Linked DNA regions of Homo sapiens: region 2 is linked to region 1. The links are chromatin contacts, found by Hi-C in ENCODE. All regions are on one chromosome and are shown on one strand. The core of a region is the stretch at or near the end of the contact, and the rest is flanking DNA. Distances in the headings are between cores, read along the strand shown.

Evidence for each region. A loop is a pair of places that touch in the nucleus more often than their neighbours do. Pooled maps may share reads with other maps.
Region 2: a map of OCI-LY7 shows a loop between it and region 1 (10-fold over the local background). The contact joins two enhancer-like sites. A Hi-C loop is called at or near these places in 1 of 168 maps with a recorded cell type or tissue (OCI-LY7), 2 of 37 single-sample maps with no recorded cell type and 2 of 50 pooled maps.

What each region holds. Positions count from the first base shown.
Region 1 is chr2:60,838,577-60,843,463 of GRCh38, forward strand. No RefSeq gene overlaps it. Among named protein-coding and RNA genes, the nearest start is that of REL-DT, 40 kb to the right of the region's middle. RefSeq lists an enhancer at 2,493-2,912. Within about 2 kb of position 2,380, at least 5 of the 41 ENCODE cell types and tissues checked have a DNase peak (open chromatin) inside an H3K27ac peak, as active enhancers do; they include OCI-LY7, where a contact is called at or near this core.
Region 2 is chr2:64,912,696-64,917,582 of GRCh38, forward strand. All of the region lies in intron 1 of LINC02245 (long intergenic non-protein coding RNA 2245), which reads right to left. Among named protein-coding and RNA genes, the nearest start is that of LINC02245, 17 kb to the right of the region's middle. RefSeq lists enhancers at 2,797-2,876, 3,790-3,979, 4,350-4,399. Within about 2 kb of position 2,601, at least 6 of the 41 ENCODE cell types and tissues checked have a DNase peak (open chromatin) inside an H3K27ac peak, as active enhancers do; they include OCI-LY7, where a contact is called at or near this core.

The DNA of each region.
Region 1 (4,887 bases), core at 1,130-3,629:
TTTCTCCATGACCGTCCACTCTTCATCAAAGCCAGCAATAATACACAAGTCTGTTTCTTTGGGTATTCATTTGCTTAAAAGGCCCCTGTGTCACATAAAACATACCAAATAAATTTGCATGTTTTTCTCTTGTTAATCTGTCTTTTGTTATAGAGCTTTCTCCACTGTAAACCTAGCGATGGGTGAGGAAAAGATATTTCTCCTTATGTTCTCACACAATATTTGAAGCTACTTATTTAAAAAATGCAGCCATAATAGATTGTTAAAACAAGAATGGAAAGCAAAGATCACTTTAAGCAAGAGAAGAGAGAGCTATATGAGAAAACCTAGACTAAGAATATTTCTTAGAATTGAGCTAAAATGCTGGGCGCCGTAGCTCATGTCTGTAATCCTAGCACTTTGGGAGGCCGAGGCAGGCAGATCACTTGAGGTCAGAAGTTCAAAACCAGCCTGGCCAACATGGTGAAACCCTGTCTCTACTAAAAATACAAAAATTAGCCAGGCATGGTGGCGGGCACCTGTAATCCCAGCTACTCGGGAAGCTGAGGCAGGAGAATCACTTGAACCCAGGAGGCGGAGGTTGCAGTGAGCCGAGACCACGCCACTACACTCCAACCTGGGCAATAGAGCGAGACTCCATCTCAAAAAATAAAAAAAGAATTGAGCTAAAATGAAAGTGTCCTGGCAATTTAGGTATCATGAGTTTCATAACTTCACCTTCTTTTCTAAAAAAGGACACACGTGCTTGCTCTAAACTCTAAGAAAGCTGACAGAATCTTTATCCAGGGATGGTGAATGGCAGTAAAATTCTTTTTCACAGATACAGAAATGTCTTTCATGTGTTGATTTCTTACACCTAAATTGTTGTCTTGTGACAGCATTTCTGTGGGGTGCCGAGAAGCTTTGATCTAAGAGTACCCCTTTCTGGTGCTCTAATTCTAATCTGACCGTGGGGGACAGTCGAGAGCAGTGCTTTTCAAGCTCTAATGTGCATCTGAATGACCTGGGGATTCTAAATCAGTCATCTGGGGTGGGGCCTGAGGTCATGCATTTCCAACAAGCTCGAGAGGCTGAAGGCTTAGAGCAGCAGTTCTTAAACCTGAGCATGCATCAGAAACACAGGGGGCCTTGTGAAAATGGGTGGCTGGGCACCACCTCCAGGGTTTTTGATATAGTAGTACTGAGGTAGGCCTCAAGAATTTGCATTTCTTGGCTGGGCATGGTGGCTCATACCTGTAGTCCCAGCACTTTGGGAGGCTGAGGCGGGTGGATGGCTTGAGGCCACGAGTTCCAGATCAGCCTGGCCAACATGGTGAAACCCCACCTCTACTAAAAATACAAAAATCAGCTGGGCATGGTGGCAGGTGCCTGTAATCCCAGCTACTCGGGAGGCTGAGGCAGGAGAATCACTTGAACCCAGGAGATGGAGGCTGCAGTGAGCCGAGATGGAGCTACTGCACTCCAGCCTGGGCAACAGAGTGAGACCCTGTCTCAAAAACAATAAATAAAATAAAGAATTTGCATTTCTTTTTACTCATTCATTTATGAGCAGGGAAGTGGTGGAGTGGGGGCAGTGGGGGGCGGTCTCACTATGTTCCCCAGGCTGGTCTTGAACTCCTGAGCTGAAGAATTCTCCCACCTTAGCCTCCTAAAGCACTGGGATTACAGGCACAAGCCGCCAGGCCTAGCGGAGTTTGCATTTCTTTTCTTTTCTTTTTTTTGAGACGGAGTCTTGCTCTGTCACCCAGGCTGGAGTGCAGTGGCGTGATCTCGGCTCACTGCAAGCTCCGCCTTCCGGGTTCACGCCATTCTCCTGCCTCAGCCTCCCGAGTAGCTGGGACTACAGGTGCCCACCACGCCCAGCTGATTTTTTGTATTTTTAGTAGAGACGGGGTTTCACTGTGTTAGCCAGGATGGTCTCAATCTCCTGACCTCGTGATCCGCCTGCCTCGGCCTCCCAAAGTGCTGGGATTACAGGCGTGAGCCACCGTGCCGGGCCCAGAGTTTACATTTCTAACAAGATCCCGTGTGATACACATTTTAAGAACTGCTGGCTTAGAACATCCCTCATGACTGTGAGTGGTCCCTCACTGGCTTCACATGAAAGTTGATGGTTACAAAATTCAAGATGAAACAACCATGATAGGCCTTCTAAGCAGGTATTTTGTGAGTTTAAATGAAAAGAGATCCACATGCCTTATTTAGATAATGAAGATAAGGATAGCTAACATTTATTAATCTTTTCTCTTTGTAACACACTAAGGGTATAACACACATTATCTCACTTGGCATCTGGCATGGGCAGCAGTGTTGGTGTTTGATGTTTGGCTGAGGAGCCAGACTTGTGTGCGTGCTGGGAGGGGGTGTTTTCGGTGCACTGTTGTGGTCTGCAGAGGTACCTGCATGCCAGGCCAAACTGTCCCTCAGGAAACACCTTTAGATCTAGACTAGCAGACGCTAGAGGCCCGAGTTCTGCTTCACAGAGTCTGCAGGAAATAAATGAAAGAAGTTGAGGGCAGGTGTTAACAATCATCTGTTTCAACCGCAAAAGTACCTGAATATAGAACAGAATTTGTCAAGCCTGGCGCACAGCAGGAGCACCTGGATGCCCGGGACCCATCCACAGAGGGTGTGATTAGATTGGCCTGGAGAGACACCTGGGCACAGGCATTTTTAAGAGCTCCCCAGCCAGGGTTGAGAAACACTGGTACAGGTTTGATTGCAGCAAGATGAATCGGGTTGGCTGAGGAAGGGAAGGGGCAGAGACCAAATTGAACAAAACAAAACATCTATTCCCAGACTGGATCTCTCTTAAGCATTTGCCAAATTGGTTTTGTGCTATCCTTTAGAACAGTGGTCTTCAAATTTAGTATGCATCAGAGTCACCTTGAGGTTTCCTTAAAGCAGATTGCTGGACCTACCCCCAGAGTTTCTAATTTAGCAGGTCTGGGGTGGGCTCAAGAATTTGCATTTCTAACAAGTTCCCAGGTGATGCTGATACTGCTGGTCCCAGAAGCCAGTTTCTTTGCTATTAAGACCTTCATTGCAACATACAGAAGGATGCCTATATTTCTTATTTTCTACTTATTCTCAACTCTTTTTTACTGAAGCAAAAAAATACAAACAAAAGTGAAAACAGGCCGGGCGCGGTGGCTCATGCCTGTAATCCCAGCACTTTGGGAGGTGGATCACCTGAGGTCAGGAGCTTGAGACCAGCCTGGCCAACATGGTGCAACTCCACCTCTACTAAAAATACAAAAAGTAGACGGACATGGTGGCATGTGCCTGTAATCCCAGCTACTCAGGAGGCTGAGGCAGGAGAATTGATTGAACCCAGGACGCAGAGGTTGCAGTGAGCCGAGATGGCACCACTGTACTCCAGCCTGGACGAGAGTGAGATTCCACCTCAAAAAAAAAAAAAAAAAAAAAAAAAAGTGAAAACATGTGAAATCATTCATAATCCGATGATAGCCACAGTAGATGGCTTTTTTTTCCCACATAATACATATGTATGTATACAGATTTTCTTTCAGAAATTATAATGGTCATATGAAGAATGTGTTTGCATCTAGAAAGACATTTGTGCATTATTTCAAGGTCCTTATATAATCTATATAATACACAAAATCTATATAATTTTTGCTATGAGTTTAGAATTATAACAAAGTTTATTTCTTTTGATAATATCTTCAATATTATGTAATAAAAATAACTTTAAAAATCTATATCTAGCTATTTTAACAAATGTTAAAGAGGCCACAGTCTTGTTAAAATGCTATTTAAGTTGAGGTCTAGTGGTATTATTTTGGTAAAACCCCTGATTTGTTAAAATTGTAGTAGGATCTTTTATCAAGCTACATAGCTTGACCCATAAATGTTTTTCATTTATGAAACCAGAATATCTCCACAGAGGAGATCCATAGAAAAAAGAAATCAGAATAAAGTCAGGAGATACTAAAGGGTCTCCACGTTTATAAGCCTTTTCTTAATTGAGAATAGTCGCGAATAGCGAAGACTAAGAGTGGCATGCATTCAGAATTTGTCCCTCACATGTAGGACAAGAGTTAGAAAACCAGCCCACACCACCTGGCAGATGATGGCACAATTGGATGTGGTTGTTTAATTTGTAGGCTAAGAGATTATAGTATTAAAAGGAAGACAGAAAAGAATTTAAACTAGGCCACTACAGTAAAACACAAAAATACAAATGAAGAGACAAAACCTCCACAAAGGACCAGGCAAATAAAAATACCGAAAAGCTGCAACTGTTCTGAATAGTAAGCCTGAAATTAAATTCAGGAATTGCTTAAGGGAGGACGGTCAGGAGCAGCCCCTGAAGGCTGGTGGTAGTCTTCATTCACTACCTCAGGGGAGAAGCCTGTCCTCACTTTCAGAGGTGTGGAGGTGTGGGCCATTCCTGTTGCCTTCCTTCCCTCCCGAAGACAGCCCTGTCCCCCCACCACCTAGAGGCACTTTCAGCAGCACCCAGACACAGTCCTCGATCTTCCCCCTGGGACGGAATGGCACCAACAAAGGAGAGGGCAGTGTTCTCACCCCTGGCTGCACTCCTGAAAACACCTGTCCCGGGCCCCACCCGCAGGCTTCTAATTTAATTGGTCTGGGGTGGGAAACTAAGCAGCAGTTTTGCTTTTTGTTTTTTTTCTGTGTGTGTTTTGTTTTTGAGACAGGGTCTTGCTCCATTGCCCAGGGTTGGGGTGCAGTGGTTCAGTCATGGCTTACTGCAGCCTTAAACTCCTAGGCTCAAGCAATCCTTGTGCCTCAGCCTCCTAAAGTGCTGGGATTACAGGCATGAGCCATCGTGCCCAGCCAGTTTTGTTTTCTAGTTGAAGTAATATATAAATAGCCAAAAAAGTGCACAAGTCATGT
Region 2 (4,887 bases), core at 1,351-3,850, 4.1 Mb after region 1:
CTTCCTTCCTTCTGTTAAGTTTCTATGATCATGAGTAGGTTCATCCTTTTATTAAAAAGTTTAATAAGCCAGGCATGGTAGCTCACGCCTGTAATCCCAGAACTTTGGGAGGAGAAGGCAGGTGGATCCTTTGAGCGTAGGAGTTTGAGACCACCCTGGGCAACAAAGTGAGACCCTGTCTCTTTGAAAAAAAGAAGTTTAACCAATCTTGGCAGGTTAAGTTATGCTGTGGTAACAAACGACGCCAAAATCTCAGTGCTTAGAACCACAAAGATTTATTTTGTATCCATCCTACATGCCCTTCTTGGGGTGGCTAGGGACTGTCCTCCATGTCCTCCTTACTCAGGGAGCCTAGCGGATGGAGTGGCGCCGTCTGGAACCGGGACAGCAGTAGTGGCAGGAAGAAGGAAAATGTGGCAAATTGCAAATTGGTTGGTGAGCCTGCCACTGGGAAGTGACCTGTGTCACTTCCACTCGCTTTTCTTTGGCCTCCAACACTGATTCAGAAGGCGGGGAAGTACGATTTCACCATGCTTCCAGGGGGGCAGAATAAGAATATGCAGTGGCCAGCCTCAATGATTGCTGCAATAATTTTCATCTTTTTTTTTCTTTATCCTTTCATTCTTACAAAACTTGCACATGGTAACCAATAGCTCCATTCTAGGGTGAAGGAAAGAGCCTGAGTCTCTGCTGTGGCTGGGGACAGGAAATGCACCCACCTGCCAAGCTGCTGGTGACACCTGGTGGCAGCCAGGAAGCCCCAGACTCCTGAGGGAGGAGCAGTGTCCCTATTCTCCGGCCCCCAGGTGAGAGTTCCCAGCACTGGCTGGCCTGCTGGGCTGAGCAGGTATCTGGGGATGAGGACTTAGGAGTATGAAGGCCAAGGGCTCCCTGGGAGGGAAGAGAAGGTTTCTCCAGAGATGTTCACAGGGCGTGGGATCTCTAGGTAGTAAAAGGAATGCAACCTGGCTTCTTGCTCCCAGAAGGTGAAGCCAGACGTATTGTGATGTGTGGCAATCTAAATGACAAAATACTTTGTGGACACGGTTGGGAAGTACAGATAATGACATTACATCATGTCCATTACATAAACGAAGTGAAAAAAAGGTAGATACAAAAATAAGACTACAAATGACAGTTTGAAAAGAATGTTGTGTGTGTGTGTGTGTGTGTGTGTGTGTGTGTGTGTGTAGCAGGTATGAATAAGTCCACAAACTATATGGGCAAGACATATTTGATTCCTTTATTTCCTTTTAATCAACTTAGTCCTGCCTCTGAGCTCTCATTCATCCTGATAAAAATTTGTCCCCAGTTATTTTTAGGGTTTCCCACTGCCATGGTTGTGCTGGGGTCTCTCGTCCATAGCTGCAAAACACTGGCATTCTCCTGTGATTTTTGAGTCCATGGATACAGCCTTCTTCCACTCCACACAGTCCGTGGAAGCCCCCCATCTGGCTGGGGTACACGAATCAATCTTGGTGGGCCCGGAGACTCGATTCCTCAGAGGCACCCTCTGCAGCGTCACCCCGGAAGTCTTGCCACACCACCCACCCCCCATTCTCACCTCTCCTTTCTGCCTTCTTCCTTCTCTCCCACCTGCCCCTCAGAACACATACTCTTGAATGAGTTTAAGTTTTTCAAGAGGAAGAAGTACATCAGCCTTGCTGAAATAATCGAATAAGGGGATACCAGCAACATGGAAACCAGAAACCAGCCTGGACAACCTGGTGAAACCCCGTCTCTACTAAAAAAAAAAAAAAAATTTCAAAAATTAGCCGGGTGTGGTGATGCGTGCTCATAGTCCCAGCTACTCAGGAGGCTGAAGCACGAAAATTGCTTAAACCCGGGAGGCGGAGGTTGCAGTGAGCCGAGATCACACCACTGCACTCCAGCCTGGGCGACAGAGCAAGTCTTTGTCTCAAAGTAATAATAATAATAATAAACATTGAATGTACCTCTTCCTCAGGGAAAGGAGGTTAAATAAAGCTGGATTTCCATCTGAAAAGGGAGATAGAGGGGAAATATGGACAATAACATATGAAGTAAGAGTCAGAAAAAAATCTGTACATGTAAATAGATGTATATGGAATCACCTCATAATGTCACGGTGATTGTTTATGGAGAGTGAGGTTGCAGGTGAGTTTTATTTTCGACCCCACCTCTGGTACTCATGACCTTTGTGTGGCCCTCTCCCACTCTGTAACAGGGCGAGTTTGGGTGACCTATAGAATACAGCAGAAGTGAAGGTTCGTCACTCCCCACTGAGGCTATATAAAGGGCTGTAGTTTCCATCTTGGACACTGTCTCTCTTGCTCTTTCTCTCACATCATTTATTCTTAAGGGAAATTTTGTCCTGAGAAGCACTATAGAGGGGCCCAGCCATGGCCTCCTGCCAACAGCCACATGAGTGAGCTTAGAACCAGACCCTAGCAGGCCACTGATGCAATCCATCTGTAGTCCCAGCTAGTTGGGAGGCTGAGGCTAGAGAATTACTTGAGCCCAGGAGTTCAAGGCAGCAGTGAGCTATGATCACAACGCTGAAAAAGCAGCAGATCCTGCAACCTGCCAAGGCTTCACATGAGAATAGCCCTGACAACATCTGGACTGCAACCTCTTGAGACTCCCTGAGTCAGAACTACCCAGCATATTTCAGACGAGACCATAAAAGAGGAAGAAAAGAACCACCTGGCTGAGCTGCTCTCAGTGATAGTGAGATAACAGATGTTTGATATTTTAAGCTGCTGGGTTTTGGAGATAACCTGTTACACAACAACAAATAACTAACACAGTATTTTCCCCGCAATTTTCAAGTTCTATATAATGTACATATATTGCCTTACAACCAGAAAAAAAATGTTTTCAAAGATCAAGTAAATCCTTCATTCCAGTGTGATACAGAACAACCTGTTCAGTTGTCTGTCTGAGTACCATCACTGCTTTGCACACCTGTACCCACTGAAGTCCATGTGGTAAGACACCAGCTACACACCAGGGAGGCCTGAACAGGGGTTGGTCTTAATTTGGTTTTGCCAGAGAACTTCGTGTTGCAAAACATCCCATAAAAAGGGATGATTCTTTTCGTGTGATGCAGGTCTTGCAAATGTAGCCAAAAATCAGTTAATTCCCTCAGGAAATTGGATAACATTTAAACCTGGTTAACTGCCTCAAACGTTGTATAAAGTAATAAATAGCATTTGACTATTACCAACAGCTACATTTTGTTTATAGAGGATTTTCTTTCTTTTATTTTTTTTTATTATTATTTTTTTTTAGAGACAAGGTCTCCTTCTGTCGCCCAAGCTGGAGTGCAGTGGTGCAATCACGGCTCATTGCAGCCTCAACCTCCCAGGCTCAAATGATCCTCCCAGCTCAGCTTTTTGGGCACCTGGAACTACAGGCACATGTCACCACACCCAGCTTGGATTTCCCAAAATTGGAAATGTACATTTTTCTTTTGAAGGTCAGTGGGCCTAGAACAAAATGTGGCATGGTAGGGAGAATGCTGTCCTTGAACCTGAAGCCTTCCCTCTGCCAGGAACAGCTCTGTGGCTCTGCAACAAGTCACTTTGCCTCTCTGGCCAGTTTCCTTATATGTAAAACAGCAGTGTTGAATATACTATCTCTAATGACTCCAAAAATTTGTTACCCTATATAGTCTTGCTTTAACCTACCATGGTATTTTGGCTCTTGAATGACAAGCCTGAGCCCCCACTCATGATGGATGTTGCACTATCCAGTATGGAGGCCACTATGTGCATGTGGCTAAATTCAAATTAATTTAAATGAACTAAAATTAAAATGTATTTCTCTGTTGCAGTAGCCATGTTTCAGGTGCTCCATAGCACCTGCAGCCAGTGGCGATGTATGACACAGCGCAGAGTTAGAGCACTTCCACCATCACAGAAAGTTCTACTGGACAGCTGCTCTAGGGCCTCACCTCTCCAAGTGTGGTCCACGAACCAGCAGCACCACATTACCTAGGAGCCCTTAGAAATGTAGACTGGGCTCAGACTGGGCACAGTGGCTCACGCCTGTAATCCCAGCACTTTGGGAGGCCAAGGCAGGCTGATCACCTGAGGTCAGGACTTCAAGACCAGCTTGGTCAACATGGTGAAACCCCGTCTTTACTAAAAATACAAAAATTAGCCAGGCGTGGTGGCAGGTGCCTGTAGTCTCAGCTACTCGGAAGGCTGAGGCAAGAGAATCGCTTGAATTCAGGAGGCGGAGGTTGCAGTGAGCTGAGACTGTGCCATTGCACTCCAGCCAGGGCAATAAGAGTGAAACTCCGTCTCAAAAAAAAAAAAGAAAAGAAAGAAAGAAAAGAAAAGAAACGTAGACTCTTGGGCCCTACCCCAGATCAGCCGAATCAGAATCTGGATTTTAACAAGATTCCCCAGTGCCTCCTGCAGGTGTGAGTTTGAGAAGCCCTGCTATAGGGAATGTTCTCTGCTGAGCAGGTGACTGGAAGGACAGAGTGGTGGTTAGATGTGTGTCCTCGGCCGGATGCAGTGGCTCATGCCTGCAATCCCAGCACTTTGGGAGGCCGAGGCTGGAGGATCACTCGAGCCCAGGAGTTAGAGACCAGCCTGGGCAACATAGGGAGACCTTGTCTTTACAAAAACATAAACAAAATTAGCCGGGCATGGTAGTGCATGCCTGTGGTCCCAGCTACTTGGGAGGCTGAGGCAGGAGGATCACTTGAGCCTGGAAGGTCAAGGATGCAGTGAGCCAAGATCGTGCCACTGCACTCCAGCCTGGGCAACAGAGTGAGACCTTGTCTCAAAAAAAAAAAAAAAAAAAAATTGTGGCCTCTGTGACCACACTCAGCGGATGTGTAGCCTGGCTACTTCTTGGCTGTGTGAACTTAGGCAAATTTCTTAACCCTTC